2 separate regions of the Homo sapiens genome follow, and region 2 is linked to region 1. The links are chromatin loops, found by intact Hi-C in ENCODE. Cell type or tissue: IMR-90. All regions are shown on one strand.

What was found. Peaks named below come from ENCODE experiments on the same cell type or tissue, not always from the same donor. Only the 100,000 strongest peaks of a DNase experiment are listed, where the experiment ranks them.
Region 2: it touches region 1 in a loop (6-fold over the local background); 17 of 110 quality-filtered maps call a loop at or near these places.

What each region holds. Positions count from the first base shown.
Region 1 is chr3:133,927,563-133,932,562 of GRCh38, reverse strand. C3orf36 (chromosome 3 putative open reading frame 36) reads left to right here and starts at 2,751. Exons shown (of 1, transcript NR_161373.1): 1 at 2,751-4,418. RefSeq lists a silencer at 4,593-5,000. In IMR-90, CTCF peaks have their summits at 2,019 (motif pointing left) and 4,827 (motif pointing right); a DNase peak (open chromatin) is centred at 2,012; H3K4me3 peaks cover 411 bases.
Region 2 is chr3:134,195,744-134,200,743 of GRCh38, reverse strand. The region is part of intron 6 of RYK (receptor like tyrosine kinase); the gene reads left to right. Among named protein-coding and RNA genes, the nearest start is that of RYK, 53 kb to the left of the region's middle. In IMR-90, a CTCF peak has its summit at 2,893 (motif pointing left); a DNase peak (open chromatin) is centred at 2,903.

The sequences.
Region 1 (5,000 bases):
CAGTGGCACAATCTTGGCTCACTGCAACCTCTGCCTCCTTGGTTCAAGCGATTCTCCTGCCTCAGCCTCCAGAGTAACTGGGATTACAGGCCTGCGCCACCACACCTGGCTAATTTTTGTACTTTTAGTAGAGACAGGGTTTCACCATGTTGGCCAGGCTGGTCTCAAACTCCTGACCTCAAGTGATCCTCCCGCCTCAGCCTCCCAAAGTGTTGGGATTACAGGCATGAGCCACTGCGCCCTGCCGGCACCTGCATCTTGTAAACAGAGGAAGTGCTCATGACATAGACCCCAGGGGCCCATGGCCATGGAGATTAGAGGTAATGCAACTGTCAACCCATTAGCCTGGTATCAGGCAAGTACCAGACACTGCTTATTCCTTCAGTGAAGTTCTGCTGGGCTCTGAGAAGGCCGCATCACTGCTCTTGGGTTTATATCCAGAAGCGGAGCTGGACGCAAACAGCTATGTCCATGGCACAAAACAGAATTAATATCATAATCAAATTGATCACATGGTCACAACCAGTACTACTACTCCCAAGAAAATCTTTCTTTTCAGCTGTCAGCAGGGAATATAATAGTGTCACTTTCATTTCACTTCTAGAGCAAAGCTTAACAAACTTTCTTGAGTGTGTGACACTCACAGAGGATGCAAATTCCCAACACCCTCCACCCAGCCCCAGCGTCTACTTCTGTGGGTCTAATGGGGACCCAGGAATGGCTCTTTTAACGGCCCCCTCATGAGATTGATGTGGGTAGTTCCCAAATCCTGTGAGGTGGGCTGTCAGTGCAATAGAGCCTGGGGTATGCCCATTTGTGCTTAGGCCACTGAGAAATTTACAGGCTCGATAGGCCTTTGGTATGTTCAAAGGTGAGTGAAGGATAACAAGGTGAAGAGATGCCTGTGAATCTGATTTTTTGGATGGCTGCAACTAAGAGTCAATGGGCATGAAAAACAATCCAAGAGCTCACATTTATATGAGGCCCTTATCAGTACTGAGAGAGACATTCTCACTTCACAAGCTTGGATGTGCAAAAAGAAAAAAATCACTTATTTCTTTAAATCAGTTATTGATTTCAAACCCCCCATCCTACTGTCTGGCTGGAAATTCAATATCAACCATGCTTGGGTCTGGCTCCTAGAGCCATCTGAAGGTCCTTGGATGCCTACGCATTCAAGGGTGCCATTGTGGGTCTTTGGTCCCTTTCCCATTTGAGGCTGTTTAATGGCCCTGCTTCTCACCTGAGCCTGGAAACCCTACAAAGCCGAGACCCCAGGGTTAGGCCCACCTCCCTGTGCACACTCGCGGCTATGCCCTCTCCCGGCCCCAGTCCTAGGAAGCCCACTCCTCTGCACCACTCCCTCTCCCTACAGAATCCCGCTCCTCAAGGGCTGAACAAAAAAGCCGGAAAAGGAAGAGTGTGCAGGAACCTTTTTTATTCAATCCTTCTTTTACCCTTCTTGGAAAAAGCGCAAATACAGTGATAACTAAATACCGTATCTCTATCAATTATCCTTTGGCCCAAAGCCCTTTGGGGTGATCCTCCATGATGGATGCCCCATGTAAAGGTGAGGAATCTGATCCCGAGGAAGCAACCATTGTGGCCAATTTCACATAGATAATAGCTGGCCAGGTCTAGACTCAAACCAGGCTGTCCACTTCTCTCTGGTCCAGCCCAATTGCCCCAGCTGAGTCATTCTGAAGAGTCAGCATGGACTAAAATGGTGGGGAGGCCCCTCTTTTCCCACTGATGTTCACTGGCCCATGGGAGGGAAGTGGGGGAATCTCTTGAGGGCCATTAAGGTGGGTAACAAAGGCAAAAGAACCAGGTAACAGTTCATTTACTTACCTTCTATTCAACTAGCAACAACATCACAACTATTCATTAAACAGGGCCAATTTATCCCTATAGCACCATGAGTTAAAGAGAGTTGTGGAGAAAAGAGACAAAGAGGGAAGGGTTTTGAGAAGAAAAGGCCCTGAGAATCCTGCACACAGACCTTCAAGGGAACAGCTCCATCTGGTGACTGCTTAGCAGATTCTTGCTCAAGAAACAAAGCCATATTGTGATTTTATTCAACCACTCTCAAAGATGGAGAGATACAGTTAAGCTGGAGGCTGAAGCCAGTCAGTATCAAATTGATACTAAAATATTATATTGCAGCAAATCCAGAAGAAATACATCCTATCTTTCGCAACCACAGGAAGTAAATACCTGGAAGAAAGGTCCATCTCCTGCCAGTAGCACCAGACACCAGATTCATTATAACCTTTCATCAGAGATTAAATATGGAAACAGATCCTGGAAAAGCCCTTGGCAAATCATAAATGAGAGGAAGTTTTTCTCCATGGCATACCCTGGCCATTCCTCCACTCTCCAGCCACATCATGTCTCCAGCCCTGCTACAACTTGACAGCAATAATAATAACTAAAATGTGCACAGATCTTTACAGTTTACCAAGCCATTAACCCATTTAAAACACTTCTTTAATCAGTAAATCAGTGGGGAAAGGCTTGGCTATGCTGTGGTAACAAACCTCTCGAATCTTAGTCACTTGACACAACAAAAGATGGTATCTCGCTCACAGAACCTGTGGTGATCTGGGTGACTCTCAGGTCAGTGGCTCAGTAGTGCCCCTCTGCCTGCTCAGGGCCTGGAGGATTGGCCTGAGAGCCCCCCCAACCAGTGTCTCAGTAACTCAGACTGTTTGGAACCTGAGGTACCTCCATTTCATTATAAGCTGCCATGATGGATGGGGCAGGGGAAGAAAGTCCTGGAAGATCCCGCACTGCTAAGCAATGCTTTGTCCCAAAGTAACGCTCTTCACTCTGCTCCCAGCCTAGCTGCCGCAAGAGCGGAACAGAATATTCTGTGTGCTCAGGAGAAGAAAAGAGCAGATATGGTTGAGCACTAAAACCCTCTACTGTGGGTAGTGAACCTAGGTGGACACAGTTGCTCACCGGGACACTTAAACCAGCTTTGCGGGGCTGTCGGGGTTGGGAAGCACAGTCTGGAAAGATTTCCCAATGGAGGAAGCACCAATTGTGGGTCCCTGAAGCTGAGGGGATGATGCCCAGGCAAGGCCGAGGCAGTCTGCAGAGGGCTGGGGAGGTGGGAAAGACGATTTTGCTCAGAGGAGGCAGAGATGGGGTGGTGGCTGAGAGAGATGCAGGGTCAAGGAAAGGATGGCTTCAGAGAGGAGAGATTTGCTGGGGCAAAAGGCCACAGGATGGGGAGGCTGCGGGGTCCAAGAGGACAGCTGATGGAGCGAGACCCTGCAGGCAAGGAGGAGATGGGGTGACTCATGGCAGAATCGCACCAGAGTTCCCACAGCCCTGTGCGGCCACTATGACTAGTCCCATCCTGTACATGGAGAAAACGAGGCTCCTTCCAGTTGTCCCTCACGCCTCCCTTGATTTATGTACTACCTGATGTGTATAAGGACAGGTGGTGACAAACACATGGTCCCTACCCTTCAAGGACATATAATCCAGAGCTAAGACAAGACCTTAACACAGGGCAAAGTACTATGCTCTGAGTTCATTTGATGAGCGATGGGAGAACGGGCTTGATCCTAGCCATGCGGGAGAGACTGGAATTCAAGAGAGTCAAATGTGCTGGGAAAGACTTTCTGGGCAAAAGGAATAAGCAAAGGTGTGCAAAGGTAAGGAAGCAGGAAACCTTTGCACATCTTGAGAACTCGCCGGCCAGAGGCCTGTGAAGGAGCGCAGTGGTCAGGCAGGAGAGGCAGTCGGATGCAGGCTGAGACCATCCTGGAGGGTCTTGAGGCTGGCTTACCCCAGGCTGTGAGTAGTGGGCTCAGCCTAGTCCCGGCTCCTGGGTTAGTGCTCACGTGTCTCTCTGCCCCCTCAGGGCCTGGAGGAATGGCCTTAGAGCCCCCACCAACCACGCTCAGGAAGGCATTCCTAGCTCAGAGTACCCTCCTGGAGTCTACACTGGAAGGGGCTCCTGAGTGGGCCGCGCCACACCCCGAGGAGCAGAGGCGCAGTCCTCCCGCGTGCTCCCAGCACACTCCACCCCTACCCAGCACACCCACGGGGCCCCCACCTTGCTCACCTGGGGGGAACCACCCACTCTGCGCCCTCTCAGGGAGAGGTGGTGGCCGCTGCTCTATCCCCTCCCTCTCTTCCTCTTCCACCTTCTCTCTCTTCTCATCTGGGTGCTGGAACCCAAGGGTGAAACTGAGAGTCAGAAAGTCTCAGTCTCAAGGCAGAGCGGGGCAACTAATTTAAAACGGCTTCTACTCCGGCCCCCAGTGTGACTAATCTCCTTCTCTTCGCTCCACAGGTCTATAAATGGGCCACAGTAGGCACCCCTTTTTAAATCTGTAAAATCCCCAAATCCATTAAAAGTGACTTCAGAGGTCCCAGATAGGGACCAACATTTGTTTAAACCTTTTCCTCATTACATCTCATGACCGCCAGCTTACAAAAGAGAGACTGGGGGTTCTGGATGAGACGTATGCAATCCCTGAGTCCACCTTGGAAAGGACAGAGGCAGGTGTCACACCGTTCCTCTTTGACCCGAATCGCTTGAATCCCAGAGTTTCAACAGCTCAGGTGGGTTGAAGGCTCAGAATGTACCAGACATCCGAAGCGCTTTACATACATTTGCTCCTTGAATCTTCACGACAGCCCTGTGAGATGCAATAATCATGCCATTCCACAGACGAGGAAACGGGCCCAGGGGACTGCGGTCTCGGCTCCTTTCCTCTGGCTTTCTCAGAAAAGGCGCGGAGGCCCCCGCCGGGTGGGCGAGGCGGGGTGGGCGGCCCCTTGCGCCCTGGAGTCGCATTCCGCCACCAGGGGGCGCCGCCCCTCCGCCGCGGCCCGGGGAAGCCACCCGCGGAGGCGCCACGCCCAGCCCGCCCACGGGACGCCCCCGCGGCCCCACAGCCAGCCGGGCGGGACTCCACCACCCGGCTCAGCGCGCCTCCGATAGCCCGCTTCCCCGCCGGGGCGCCCTCGGGCCTGCG
Region 2 (5,000 bases), 270 kb before region 1:
TATGGGCTACATGGATTAAGTTATATAGCCTATGTGTGTCTCAGTTCTCCTCTGTAAAGCAGAAATACACACCTAGTAGGTATGTTGTGAGGTTTTAATGAAATACAGTAAGCTCTTAAAACAGAGCCCTACGTATAGTAAATGGCATTTTATGAAGTTTTTAATAAAGTTGCAATATGCTAGTATGTCCAGAATTGGTTCCTTCTGGTGGGTTCTTGGTCTTGCTGACTTCAAGAATGAAGCCGCGGACTCTCGCGGTGAGTGTTACAGTTCTTAAAGATGGTGTGTCTGGAGTTTGTTCCTTCAGATGTTCAGATGTGTCCGGAGTTTCTTCCCTTCTGGTGGGTTCATGGTCTCACTGACTTCAGGAGTGAAGCCGCAGACCTTCGCAGTGAGTGTTATAGCTCTTAAAGGTGGTGCATCCGGAGTGGTTCGTTCCTCCTGGTGGGTTCGTGGTCTCACTGGCTTTAGGAGTGAAGCTGCAGACCTTCGCAGTGTTACAGCTCATAAAGGTAGTGCGGACCCAAAGAGTGAGCAGCAGCAAGATTTATTGTGAAGAGCGAAAGAACAAAGCTTCCACAGCGTGGAAGGGGACCCAAGCAGGTTGCCGCTGCTGGCTTGGGTGGCCTGCTTTTTTTCCCTTATTTGGCCCCACCCACATCCTGCTGATTGGTCCATTTTACAGAGAGCTGATTGGCCCATTTTACAGAGTGGTGATTGGTCCGTTTTACAGAGTGCTGATTGGTCTGTTTTTACAGAGTGCTGATTGGTGCGTTTACAAACCTTTAGCTAGACAGAAAAGTTCTCAAAGTCCCCTACCTGATTAGCTAGACACAGACCACTGATTGGTGCGTTTACAAACCTTTAGCTAGACACAGAGTGCCGTTTGGTGCATTTACAATCCTTTAGCTAGACAGAAAAGTTGTCCAAGTCCCCACCCGACCCAGAAGCCCAGCCAGCTTCACCTCTCACTAGTAGTGATGGACAAAGTTCTTCTGCCCTTTCCTGTCCTATTAACAATTATTTATTACCTGCCAGGCAAGCTAACAGTGGTGACCAGAAAGCTCACATCCAGTTATCCAACAGCATTTAAGAGACATCTGCTGCTTCTCTCTCTGCATAGGGGCCACTGGGATTACCATTTATTGAGTGTTTTCTGTTTACCAGTACTGTACCCCAGGTACTTTATATGTATTATCTTAACACAGCCACCTAGAAATAGGCTTGAAGAGATTAAATAACTTTTTCAGGATTGCTCTTCTAGGAGCAGGGCAGAGCAGGCGGGACTCAGTGTTGTAATAGCTATGTGTTAATAATCCACTATTGTCATTGTATAAAACACTTGCTGTGTGCCAGGCACTGTTCCCTGTGCTTTACATTCATGAACTCCGTTAATCCTCACACAGTCTGGTGAGGTTAGATGGAGCCCATGGCTCCGTGGAATTCATTAGAAAGGGATGGTAGTGTTCTTCCATTCCAGGCACTTAGGAGCCACTGCTTGTTATAAACAGATCTCATTAGAGGCAGAGAATTAACACTGCCTGAGATATGCCCATGCCAGGGCAGTTGGAGCTCATGTGTGTGGCTTTCCCTCTCTCAACACTGCAAATTGATCTTTTCAGTCTCTTTGTTACGCCTGATGAGTCTGTCCTGGATAGGCAGAGCTTCTCTTTACATTCACCCTGAAGTCCTGCAGAGGGGTTGGTCTGCAGCGTGTCTCTACTGTAGTCTTTCCCTGTTAGTTTGTGACTGTGGGAAAGTTTATTACTCCTTTGTGGGATGCTTGAACTTGTCATCTGGCAGCATCTTAATTTTTCTCTTCCAGTTTCCATTATCCCCACCACCGCCCCCATGCCATTACTGGTGACAGAGTTTCCCTTTAAAATCTTTGATTTTATATTTAATGCCTAACTGTCTGACACATAGTAAAATACTCAGTAACTATTTGGTTGAATAACCAATGAATAGAGGGAGGAAAAAAACCATTTTGTTTTACCAATCATTCTTTGCTTTTTTCACAATAGTTTGTGCCAGAAATGACCATTCTGTCTGGTTTATGTTTTCTGTCCCAGGGAAGCGTGGTTTTCTCTGTTCATTGATTGACTCAGTGTTAGTTGAGCTGTCACTGGGGCTCACTCTGGCCCACTTGCGGCTTATTGTGCCAGGTACTGGCATAAGTGCTGGGGAAGGAGAGGTGAATAAACAGGCACTTGTCCTGCCTTTGTGGAGTTTATAGTCTGGTTGGATGAGACAGATATTAAACAAAAAAAATCCTTACTGGAATGTAGGGGTCACAGTCTTTGTCTGTTGCATTCATTGCTGTATCTCTAGCACCCAGTACAGTACCTGACATGTAGTAGATACTTAATAAATATTTGTGGAATGAATGGATGAAGTGGAGTTACAGAGAAAAATAGAAAAGTACAAATTGTTGTCAGTGTTTTGAAGGAAAATTATGATCTTTCCCAAAGTTCTGACTTCATTCTAAGACAGGGTTAGTATCTCCATACATAATTTTACTTGCTTTTGAAAATCAAATGAGATAATCTATTTAGATTGATAATTTATTTAGACTGGCTATAAACTATTAAGTGCTAGCAAATATACATTTTAATCTCATTTTCCACCTCTTGTGATATAGCTATGTAGGTGTTGACTTTAATGGATGTCAGGGGTAGGTCCCTAATTGCTTCTTGCTTCTATCATAACAGTAAGTCTTGGATTCAAAAAAAAATTTCGTTCTGACCACTTAGCATAGTGCTTTGCTTATTTTAGGGACCCACTTAATATCTGTTGAGGGAATGAAAAATTGACATAGATGTCCCTGTAACGCCTTTGTGTGCCTACAGTCTTTTCAAAAATTCTGAGGTAGCACAAGAGTGCCACCTACTGTTAAGTTAATGGAGAGACTGTGTCTGTGCACTTAGTCATCAGTGATGTTGGTTGCAGATAATACTTAAGAAGTACTTTCACATATCTCATACAATTTGAGCCTCACAAAAATCCTGTGAGGTAGATTATCTTAATCCCATTTATTTCCTCCCCTTTTGAGGATGGTAATGCTCCTCTTCCCTCCCCATTATTGAAGTCTGGACTTCTAACAGCTTTGATATCTGGTTTGATTTTTGAGTGGTACTCAACTGTAAAACAGAGTCCTGTAATCCCTTTTTGCTCTAACGACTGGAGATGCATAATATTCACATAATTAATATAACTATAGTAGTATACTATAAATTAGTAACAATAATTTATAAAGATATGTTTGAGGGCTAGGCAATAAATGCTTTACTTATTTATTTTTCATGTAATCGTTTTAGCAATCTTATCAGAGGATAGTGTTATGCACACTCTGTCCACGGGAATTTGAGGTTCCAGAGGATTAAATAGTTTGTCCTAGGCCGTACAGCTAGTAATCGATGATACTGGCAGTTCTGACTTCACGGTTTATGCTCTTCATCTCTTTTCTATATTGACCTATACCCACTGCATTATAAACTCATATAGATCAATTCTGTAATAACGTTGAGCCAAAGAAGCTCTTCCAGCACTCTGACCAGATGATAGCCTAATGAATCTTTATTATAGTCTCTTTGAGTTGCAAAGTATCTTCGCAGAGTTGCTGGAGAAACAGGGCTAACTGCAGCATCACAAGAAGAAGTATCAGGTTGGTGCAGTAATTGCAGTTTTTGTCATTAAAAGCAATAGCATTAAAAGCAATGACAAAAACTGCAATTTGCAATTACTTTTGCACCAATCTAATAGATAACCTAAAATGATGGACATCTTCAGGGAAGGCATGCTGGGGGGGCATTTCATTAGGCAAACATGTATCTTGAGATCTATGGTTGTGCTGAGCAGAATGGTTTGCATATTATAAGTGCTCTCCAAATGTTTATTGCAGGACATTTCTATCTTAATTTTTGCTATGACTTTCTACAGATGTTTGGTTACAATAGCAGATAGTAGTATATTGTATTATTAGCCATAGAAAGGCTACATAAAGACTTACAGTCCTCATTGCCTGGATGTTATATATTTACATTTTTCAGATTTGTGTATGGGCTCTTGAAATTGATAAACATTCATATATAAATGTTATAGATTACATAGCAGCCGTGTGTGTGTGTGTGTGTGTGTGTGTGTGTGTGTGTGTGTGTGTGTTTTGTTTCAGAGACAGGGTCTCACTATGTTGCCCAGGCTGGCGTCAAACTCCTGGACTAAAGTGATCTGCCTAACAGCCTTCCAAATAGCTGCAGCTACAGGCTTCACACCGCACTCAGCTTTATTATGTATTTTTTTAAATCACCAGTTTTTGAAAATACAGAATTATTATGTGGGAAGTGGTCAGTTAAAAGATTTTGCATATTAAGGAAAGTTGGAGACTTGATTGGGCACTGCTGATCCTGTAGCTAAGAGAGGCATTGAAAGACCTATCCTGCTATCTGGTTTCACCCTTCATGCTGAATTTCTATGTTTCACGTCTCCACTGCTGCAAAATTATAAGAACTAAGGCAGTGAGACCGAAATGTACCCACGAGACAAGGTTTCTCCCCACTGAAAAGACAAAACTACATGCTTGAGCAGCATTACTTTGCAGTAATCTTGAACACAAGGTTTACAATTATTTGAACCTATCATCTTCTTGGTGTCCTGTATTATTTAGAGAATATGGTGTAGTGTTTCAAGTACTAGAGATTTCCCAGAAGTTGGATGAAAGGGAGGGATTGGGGAAGTAGAAGAAGCAAAATGTATTGTGTTTAAATAAACTTGAACCAAATTTGATACTTTTTTTTTTTTTGAGATGGACTGTCACTTTATCGCCCAGGCTGGAGTGCAGTGGCGTAATCTTGACTCACTGCAAACTCCACCTCCCAGATTCAAGCGATTCTCCTGCATCAGCCTCCCGAGTAACTGGGACTACAGGCACGCGTCACCATGCCCGGCTAATTTTGTACTTTTAGTAGAGACAGGGTTTCACCATGTAGGCCATACTGGTGTCG